Linked DNA regions of Homo sapiens: region 2 is linked to region 1. Evidence: chromatin loops called from intact Hi-C (ENCODE). Cell type or tissue: dorsolateral prefrontal cortex. All regions are shown on one strand. Each heading gives the region's core, and the rest is flanking DNA. Links, peaks and the distances in the headings are about the cores only. Region 1 overlaps BCKDHB (branched chain keto acid dehydrogenase E1 subunit beta). Region 2 has its middle 350 kb from the start of BCKDHB.

The links. Hi-C counts contacts between places; a loop is a spot of excess contacts. Peaks named below come from ENCODE experiments on the same cell type or tissue, not always from the same donor. Only the 100,000 strongest peaks of a DNase experiment are listed, where the experiment ranks them.
Region 2: a loop joins it to region 1, with 3 times the contacts of the local background. A loop is called at or near these places in 6 of 110 quality-filtered maps.

The regions. Positions count from the first base shown.
Region 1 is chr6:80,202,758-80,207,159 of GRCh38, reverse strand. BCKDHB (branched chain keto acid dehydrogenase E1 subunit beta) reads right to left here. Exons shown (of 10, transcript NM_183050.4): 8 at 3,948-4,058. Among named protein-coding and RNA genes, the nearest start is that of BCKDHB, 98 kb to the right of the region's middle. In dorsolateral prefrontal cortex, for the core only: no CTCF peak of the experiment used is centred there; no DNase peak of the experiment used is centred there.
Region 2 is chr6:80,454,924-80,459,325 of GRCh38, reverse strand. It overlaps a transcript of BCKDHB not described here. Among named protein-coding and RNA genes, the nearest start is that of BCKDHB, 350 kb to the right of the region's middle. In dorsolateral prefrontal cortex, for the core only: no CTCF peak of the experiment used is centred there; a DNase peak (open chromatin) is centred at 1,835.

The DNA.
Region 1 (4,402 bases), core at 223-4,222:
CTAAGCTATAGTGTATGCTCTCCTCCATATTTTCTTTTAGAATCATTTTCCTTCTGCCAAAGGGAGCTCCCTTGCAGTACCTTCTTTTAGTGAGAGCCTGCTAGTGATAAATTCTCTCAATATCTGTTTGCCTAAACTATTTTTATTTCATCTTAATTTTTAAAAGATATTTTCACTGAATATAGAATTGTAGGCTAGCACAGTCAGCAATTTAAGATGTTATGCCATTGTGCATACAGGTGTGGTTTTCTTTGAATATAATCTTAAAAGTTAACAAAGCTTGTGTAATGATGTTCTGAAATCTTCATGAGAATTTTTTTTTAGATACTGTTAGAGATTTTCTCTCTCTTCTTTTTCTGGAATTCAAATTGTATATAAGACAGATCTTTTGACCAGATCCCAAATGTGTTTTATCCTCTTTTCTGACTTGTGCTTCAATTTGGACATTTTCTATTAACTAGCCTTCCAGTTCATTATTGCTATCATCTACTGAGTCCGATATGTTATAAGCCTATTCATTGAGTTCTTATTGTCAGATATATATTTCTCTGATGGCTCCACAAAGTTTACTTGATCCATATACATACATGTACACACACACACACACACACACACACAAACTTTCTAGGGTAATTCTCCACCCTCTTACCTCTTTTGTTCCTTATTTTCTCTATGTTCCTAAGCATAACAATCAAGATGTTCTTGTCTGCTAACTCCAATATCTGGATCAGCTGTGCTTCTGCTTTTTATTGTTTCTTTCCCCTTTGTTATTGATCAAATACTCCTGTCTCTTCATCTACTTAGTTTTTTATTGAATGCTGGTTTATAGAAGTTCCAGATAATGAGAGGATTGACTCCTTGGCTCTGCTGCGCAGATAGAGTAAAAGTACATAATTCAATAAAAAATTCAAAGGGGTAGAGGCTGTATTGTGGGTTTGAGATGACCTGGTCTACATCTGGTTTGCCTCTAATTGTAAGACCTAACTCTCCATGGCTTTCAATTGAGAGTATGATGGGTCTTTGTCACTTCATTACCAAGTGATAGCTTCACTTTCCAGATATTTTCTACTTACCTTTCACCATTCACACCTTTAGAATTTGGCAAATAAAAGGTCAAGTATGTGTTTAAATCCCCTCAAAATTTCAATTTTGTCACTACAGCCCCACAAAATATGAGTTCTATATACCTGGATTCTACACACCTGGTTGAGACCAAATAGCAAGTGTAGCCAACTAAAAAGCAGCTATAGGTCATCGGTGTCAACATGCCACTCATTTCAGGGCTTTGAACTCACACAGCTGATTCTCTTAAGCCAATCCACCTACACACACACACACACACACACACACACACACACACACACACACCCATGGCACAGGGTAGGTCTCTGTCTCTTAAGCACTTCAAAACTCAAGAATTTTCTACTGTGCTTTTCAGAAGTCTCCAGCTTAGCTTTTTAATATCAAGTTCAGAATTGAGTGGAAAAACTAGCTGTGGTTTCTAGGACCATTTAAGTCTCTAATTTTTTAACTCCCTTGAGCAACAGTCAAAGACTCTGCTCCTTTCTCTATCCCCGAGCAAATATTTATTTTGGTTTATAACTTCCAAACCATGTATCAAGGATTAAGCAAGAAGTATGAATTCCTCAAGTGTCCCAGAGGCATTTTAGTGTATAGAGTATGATAATGTGTGTTCAACGAATCGTTTTTGCCTTTAATATGCTTTCTTTTCTTGATCAGGCGTTCCAAAAGATATATATTGGGGTTTAGTTGACACACAACGAATAAAACTCAGCGATCTAATGAGTCATAAGACAAAAACAACTGATAAAACACAGCTAATTAAAAGAGATTATAATATAAATTTTGGTTACTATAGAATTCATCAAGATGAATTAAAAAAGCTTCACTCTGGGGGAAAAAAAACCCTCATTTTCCATATAAATATTTGGTTATAGGGCCCTCTTCTTTAAAATCATCTCTAAATCCTAGCAGGAAAAAGCTAAGTATCAAAATTTTACCTCTTTTGATACATCAAAAGAAAACAGGAGAGGTACCATCATCAGCAACGAAGAGAGTCTCAAATAGACCCAAAGCAATCAAGAAGCTGGCTTTCACTGTCACAACCGGATGAAAGCATCCCAAAACAAAACAAAATAATGACGCTAATAAGTCAGAGGTCTGATGCATCACTTTCTCATTCAGTAGAGATCGCTTGTCTCCTCTTTCATCTTTCCCAGTAGGATAGAGCCCTAAGGAAAATGGATCTGCATTCTAGGATCAGACAAAGATGCGACCAACAGATTTAACACAGTGATGCAAAAGCAAACTGCTATCGATGTAAATATAAACAACTTCACCCTTCTTTCTGCCCCTAACTCTACTCTCTTTGCTTCCACGGTTGCCAAAATGAAGTATTAGTATACTTGTGCTTTACAATAAGCTGCTACAAATGCTTTTTGAATGTTTAAGGTATTATTTATATATATATAGATAGATACGTAAATAAAGTTCTAAAAGTGCTTGCCCTGACCATATGTGAATGCCCTCCGCACTGCGCCATCATAAAACATCATATCCCCATACAAAAGCACCATCTACACTAAAAATACAAACCCCAGGATAAGTGGTGGATATATGTTGCAAACAAGAAGACAACTCTAGTTTAACTATAATTTGGAACGTCTGGCTATTTGAAAGAAAACCCGGTGTCTGACTTGATTTGAAAATGCCTGCAAAAAGCGTTATTTTCATGAAGCTATGAATAACTCAATCTGAAATATTGCTCTTAATTACAGCAACTACAAATAGAATGGCTCGGGATCATTTGTAAGCATGTCAAGTGTTTAGATGGTGTCAAGTGAGTCTTCACAAACATTTACTATAACAAATCTTACATCTTCTACTAAATTATAAAACACTCTTCACCTAAAAACATCCTAGGCTATACTTTTACAGTAGTATCTGCAGGTTATTTTCATGTAACTAACCCAAGAAAGAGCCTGTAAAAGCTATGAAAATGCCAAAGCTCTTAAAAGTGGTAAATATAAAATGCCCTATACTATAGCAGTATATCAAGAAAAAATAATACATGTCATTGTTTCCTACAATTTTACATGTAATTGTACATCTATCTATTAATCGTACATATATCTATTGTACTTATCTATTAAGACTAGGTACATATAATTTACATGTAGCTAGACTTAATTGATAAGACTATTACAAACAGAGTGCTTAACCTTCTTTGTATCAATATGAAAATAGATGCTTCTTAAATTATCTTGGCATTGGTGTGAAAGATACTGGATATAAAGAGGTAAATGAGAGCTAAACTATATTCTTAAGAGGGAACTGGCTATGTAAATCTTAATAGTAAAAACAAGACCAATGTAATCAGGCCAAAGGTCATGAGGCTACTTAGATAGAAACTGTAAATTAGAGGAGCCAGAATCTCCACATAACCCTTAGACTGTAATCCACAGTATTAAGACTATATACAGAGTTATGTTTTTAAAAAATCCATCCCCATTACTTTTGGAGAGAAGATAAATGAAAATTCAGCCAAATCACTTAATTTACCTGACTAAATTAAACCTAGCTTACTGAACCATAACTAATAAGAAGTCAAAAACACAGGTGCCTTCGGCATCCTTGATATGCTCTATGACTCACACAATTCAACCCAAGGTGACTGCATAAAGGACCCCATTTTGTAATATTTTAAACAAAGGAAACTACAGGAGGAAAAATAAATTCTATAGTGATTTGTTTCCTTGAGCATGAAGCTGTTTATACAACTTTCTTTCATGCTGCAAATTTAAAAGTTTTAAATCAATTGAAAATGCTCACATAGCTCACAATTTCAAAAGAATTATTTGCAAATATACAACATATTTGGCCAAAGGTTTCAGGGAAATGACATTCTATCACCATTATATTCATACCTTACAAATTGTGTCCACATCCCAAGGTATTATAGTCCTCAGATCAATGACTTCACAAGACACTCCAAGCTTTTCTTTTGCCATGGAAGCTACCTCTCGGATCACATGAACCTGAAATAAAGAGAAAAATATGCAGAGAATGACTACAAAGGTTCTAGCCTCAAAAACTAGTTGAATGCTGATGTCACTATTAGAGACAGTATTTAAAGTCTCAGGAACTGATCTGCATGGAGAATTTATAAATTTGTTTTAAATATGTTGAAGCCCATATTCTGCGAAAATAACAAGTATAGATGTCTAGAAAACAGATGGAAAGAGGTGCTTAGAGAGAGAAGTCAGTACCACAGATACTGATTACAAAGATGGCATGTAGAAGGTAAATGAAGTCATACAAATACGTAGAAAGCATGTAGAGGGAGAAGTAAAGGGTAAAAATCACCAACATTTAAGGAAAA
Region 2 (4,402 bases), core at 167-4,166, 250 kb before region 1:
ATCTTAAAGAATTTCCTTCTTGTTAAAGGCTGAATGGTATTATATTATGTGTATATACCACATTTTCTTTATCTACTCATTTGTCAATGGACTTTTGGATAGTTTCCACATCTTGGCTACTGTGAATGGTGCTGCAGTGAACACAGGAGTGCTAATATCTCTTTGAAATACTAATTTCAATTCTTTTGGATAAATACCCAGAAGTGAGATCACTGGATCCTATGGTAGTTCTATTTTTTATTTTTTGAGAATCCTCCATACTGTTTTCTATAGTGGCTGCACCACTTTGCATTCCCATCAACATTGCACAACGGTTCCAATTTCTCCACATCCTCAACAGCACTTATTATATTTTGTGGGTTTTTTAAAATAATAGTCATCCTGACAAGTGTGACTAATATCTCATTATAATTATAATTTGCATTTTCCTGATGATTAGTGACACTGATATTTAGCTTAGTTTTGTTCATGACAGTTAGGTGATTTTTTTACTTTTTTTCTCACAGTGAACTACATAGAAATTCAGGTCAACATTAGAAACAAATTAATATATGAATATAAGTCTCAGTCACCCCATCCCTCAATGTCCACATGTAATCAAACACTATTAGTAATAATAACTATCATTTATTGATTACTATAGTTACCTGGCTAAGCACTTGACATTAATTATCTCATTTAACTCTAACCACAACTCCATGAGGGATTTCTATTACACATGCTTGATACATGAAGCACCTGAGGCTTAAAGAGGTTAAGTGGTGTCACACGTATTCACTGAGTTTGTATGTGGCCTAGACAGGAATCCGTTTCGAATCTCTGACTTCAGAGTCCAAGATCTAAACCACCATACACACTGTCTGCCTTCACAGAGCTCCTGCTGCTTCTTCCATCCACTAAACAATAACTGGAAAAATTAAGACATTCATACACGTGGACAAATTCACATAAAATGCCCAGCCTCTGTCATGTGCCCAGATTCCCACAAACACTTTTTCTTTAAAACTTGATTCTGGCTATTTGTTTGACCCAGGAGGTGAAATTAGGTTACTGCAGACTGATTTATTATGCATTTCTTCTCTCCAAGAATAAGTGAAGCCTTCCTTTGATCTGCAGAAATTGTGCAGAAAAAATTAAGATGACTGGCAAAATAGTCCTTCCTTCAACACTCCTGGCTTTTCTACAAGAGTTTGCCCCATTCAGTTTTTCAACAAGCCTTTCTAAGGCTTCATTGAACTCAACCTATAACTGGGTTCTGTGATAGACACAAAAGAGAATAGTTCCCTGCTTTTAATGAAGGTAGTAGCTTATATAGGAAGACAGTTAACTTACGTGAAATCTATGTCTATATACAAGCTTCAGCTAATGCACTCCAAAATACACAAGTGCTGAGAATAGCAGAAAAAGGAGAAAAATTGCCCATATTTCCAGATATACAAACCCTTTGTTTCTCATCTTAAGACGCAGACGAAAGGGGAAACATTTGTCTTTGATTTCCTGGCCACTGGCACTTTTGAGTCTTTGCAATTTGTGAGGTTTCTATACACTAGGAAGCCATAAGAGGGCCACAAATAGGATGAGTATGTTAGCAACAAGTAAACCAAGGTAAGCATCTTTGTCTGACTTCCCGGTAGATGAGACAGGTCTCAGCCTTCAGCAGTTTTATGCTTTCCTGCAGGACTCTACACAATTGTACATCAGTTCAAGCAATTGCATTAGCACAAGAGTGCTGAGCTGTTCCAAAGAGAATGAGTGAGCCAATAGCTATAGCTGGCAGCCAATGAAGGGAAAATGTGCTCTGAACACTCAGTGACTCACCCAAACAGACAGGAGGGAGTGTGTGCCAATTTAGCCTGGACACACTGCCAGAGCTCACACACTCAGCAGGGTCAGGATTTGCAGAGGAGGTGAGTTCTGCTGCAATCCAAGAAAGTCAAGCAATAGCTGCAGGGGACTAGAAGGGTGGCATTTTTCTGCTGGTGTCAGCATTAAATTCCCATACTTCAAGGGTCCAGGGACTTGCCTCTAAAGAAAGCATAAGTCTGAAAGGCAGCAGAGGTGGCTGACCATTGAAAGTCCTACTCACGTGTGCCAAGCTCACACCAGGTATGCCATGTTCAGTAGTTCTAGTTGCAAGTCACATTCCAGCTGAGGTTACTTCCTATTTCATTTTCTTATGTAATTTAAAATGCCACCAAATTTATCTGTATGCTTCTTGTTTACTCTCTAGCTACTTATCGGAAAAAGGAGTGTGTCACATAAGTTCACAATATAAGTGGTTGTGTTCAGAAATCTGTTTATGATGAAGAAGTCTAATTGATTTATTATTTAAAAAAACAGTTTATTGTGGCCAACATGAAAACAAAACAGAAATGTGTTTGGCTGTCAATACAGCATAATGAACTCATATTTTCCTCCATGAGAAGGCAGAAGGATCAAGACGGAAGATGTACTAGTCCTAAGAAGGGAAGAATCCTTTTTTTCTCTGAAACACATGTATGAGAATGCATTTACACTATAGCTTTCAGGCTTTTGAGCATAAGAATCCCTCAAGGAGCTTATTAAGAATGCAGTAAGAATCCTCATAGATTGTGATCCAGTAAGATTCTGCACTTTCAACAAGTACCCAAAGTGATGCTGTCTTACAGTACATTGAGCCACTTAGCAAGTGGCATTTAAGGGACAACTGGCAGGACCTTCAGGCTAAATATTATCTTCATACTTAAATGCTTAGCTGCTTTACTTTGAATCTTGAAGGCTTTTTTGTTTTCTGGTAAGTGATGGAGAAGCGGAAAGGAGTGCTACACATGCTTTACACCTTTGTAAGATAAACTTTTACCGGGGATTAAGTGGCAACCAGCTAACAACAATAGACAGAAATCTGGGAGCTAGGAAAGGAAGTGTGAATGATGGGGCAGGTGAGAGACACCCCCAAAGCTTTGTCAGAGCCACAGCCTCTTACCTGAGCAGGGAAGTACCTTGGATTTTGTTGTTGCAATTGTTCTTTTATTCAACGTATGGACATCCGATATCTACTTTGTGAAAAGCACTATGTGTTGTTGTTTTAGGGTTTTTGTTGGCGGTAGTTTTTTTTCTTTCTTTCTTTTTTTGAGATGGAGTTTCGCTCTTGTTCCTCTGGCTGGAGTGCAGTGGTGCAATCTCGGCTCACTGCAACCTCCGCCTCCAGGGTTCAAGAGATTCTTCCACCTCAGCCTCCCGAGTAGCTGGGACTACAGGCGCCCATCACCACCCCAGACTAATTTTTGTATTTTTAGTAGAGATGGGGTTTCACCATATTGGCTAGGCTGGTCTCAAACTCCTGATCCACCCACCTCAGCCTCCCAAAGTGCTGGGATTACAGGCATGAGCCACCGCGCCCAGCGAAGGTTTGTTATTTAAAAGAACGGTTACTGAGTCCCAGCTGCCCCTGAGGTAGTACTCAGCATGCCTGCTCTCCAACGTCAATGGTCTTCTTTTTAGCTTGCCTTCTTGACCTGCTACTTTGTTTGGGGTGTGAAAGACAAGACACCTAAAATGTGGTTGGAAATGTGATAAGAGATAGCTAAATGTTTGTTAAAACATTAAGGATTTTAAGAATTGCAGAAGGGGAGATTTATGTGGGATTGAAAACATGCAGAGAGGGAAGGGATCCGGTCCTGTAGGGGATATCCCATTGCATAGGTGCATGTCTTGTGGAGTTAGCTAGTGAGAAATTTCTCCGTTGACGGGTACTGAAATAACAGTGAAGAAAAGAAATATCTAGTATGCTATTTTTACTGCATGGTATAAAGGAGTCTAAGCCCTACAAGACTTCAGCATAGTCTGCTACTATGAATGCCTTACATGAGCCATATTATCAGGAAAATCCAAGAACAGTAGTAGTTTTCAAGTCAGGTAGGTTCAAAGCTGAGATAAGGTAAAGTCTTGAGGAGATGCGACATGTGTGAGATTCAGGACCAACAGGAAATGGTAATGAGGGTAACTATGAAAAGGAGACTGTAAACCTTCCAGAATTTGTAGAAATCTTGGAGGGAGGCCCTGAATTTCCCAGAAGATGTGAGATTTTATTTATGTTTCAGTAGGTGTGGTAACCTAGGCTGACAACTTAAATACACAAAAGAATGTAAAATATCTTTACATCTCTACACTTCCTCTCTCACTTCCCACACATATGTCTTGGTCTTTAAGGATATTACTCATGGGAGCATGAGATACATTCACAATGTTAAACGCAGGATGCTTCTATATGCAGGAAATAAATGGGAGAGGAGGCCGGAATGGTCTCTGTGTAAAATAGGAAATATGAGGCAAGACATTTTCCAGCAGAAGTGATTAGACAGGATTCATAGACAACATGAGGTCAAAGCTCAATTCTAAAGAATAATTAGAATCAGAATAGTGT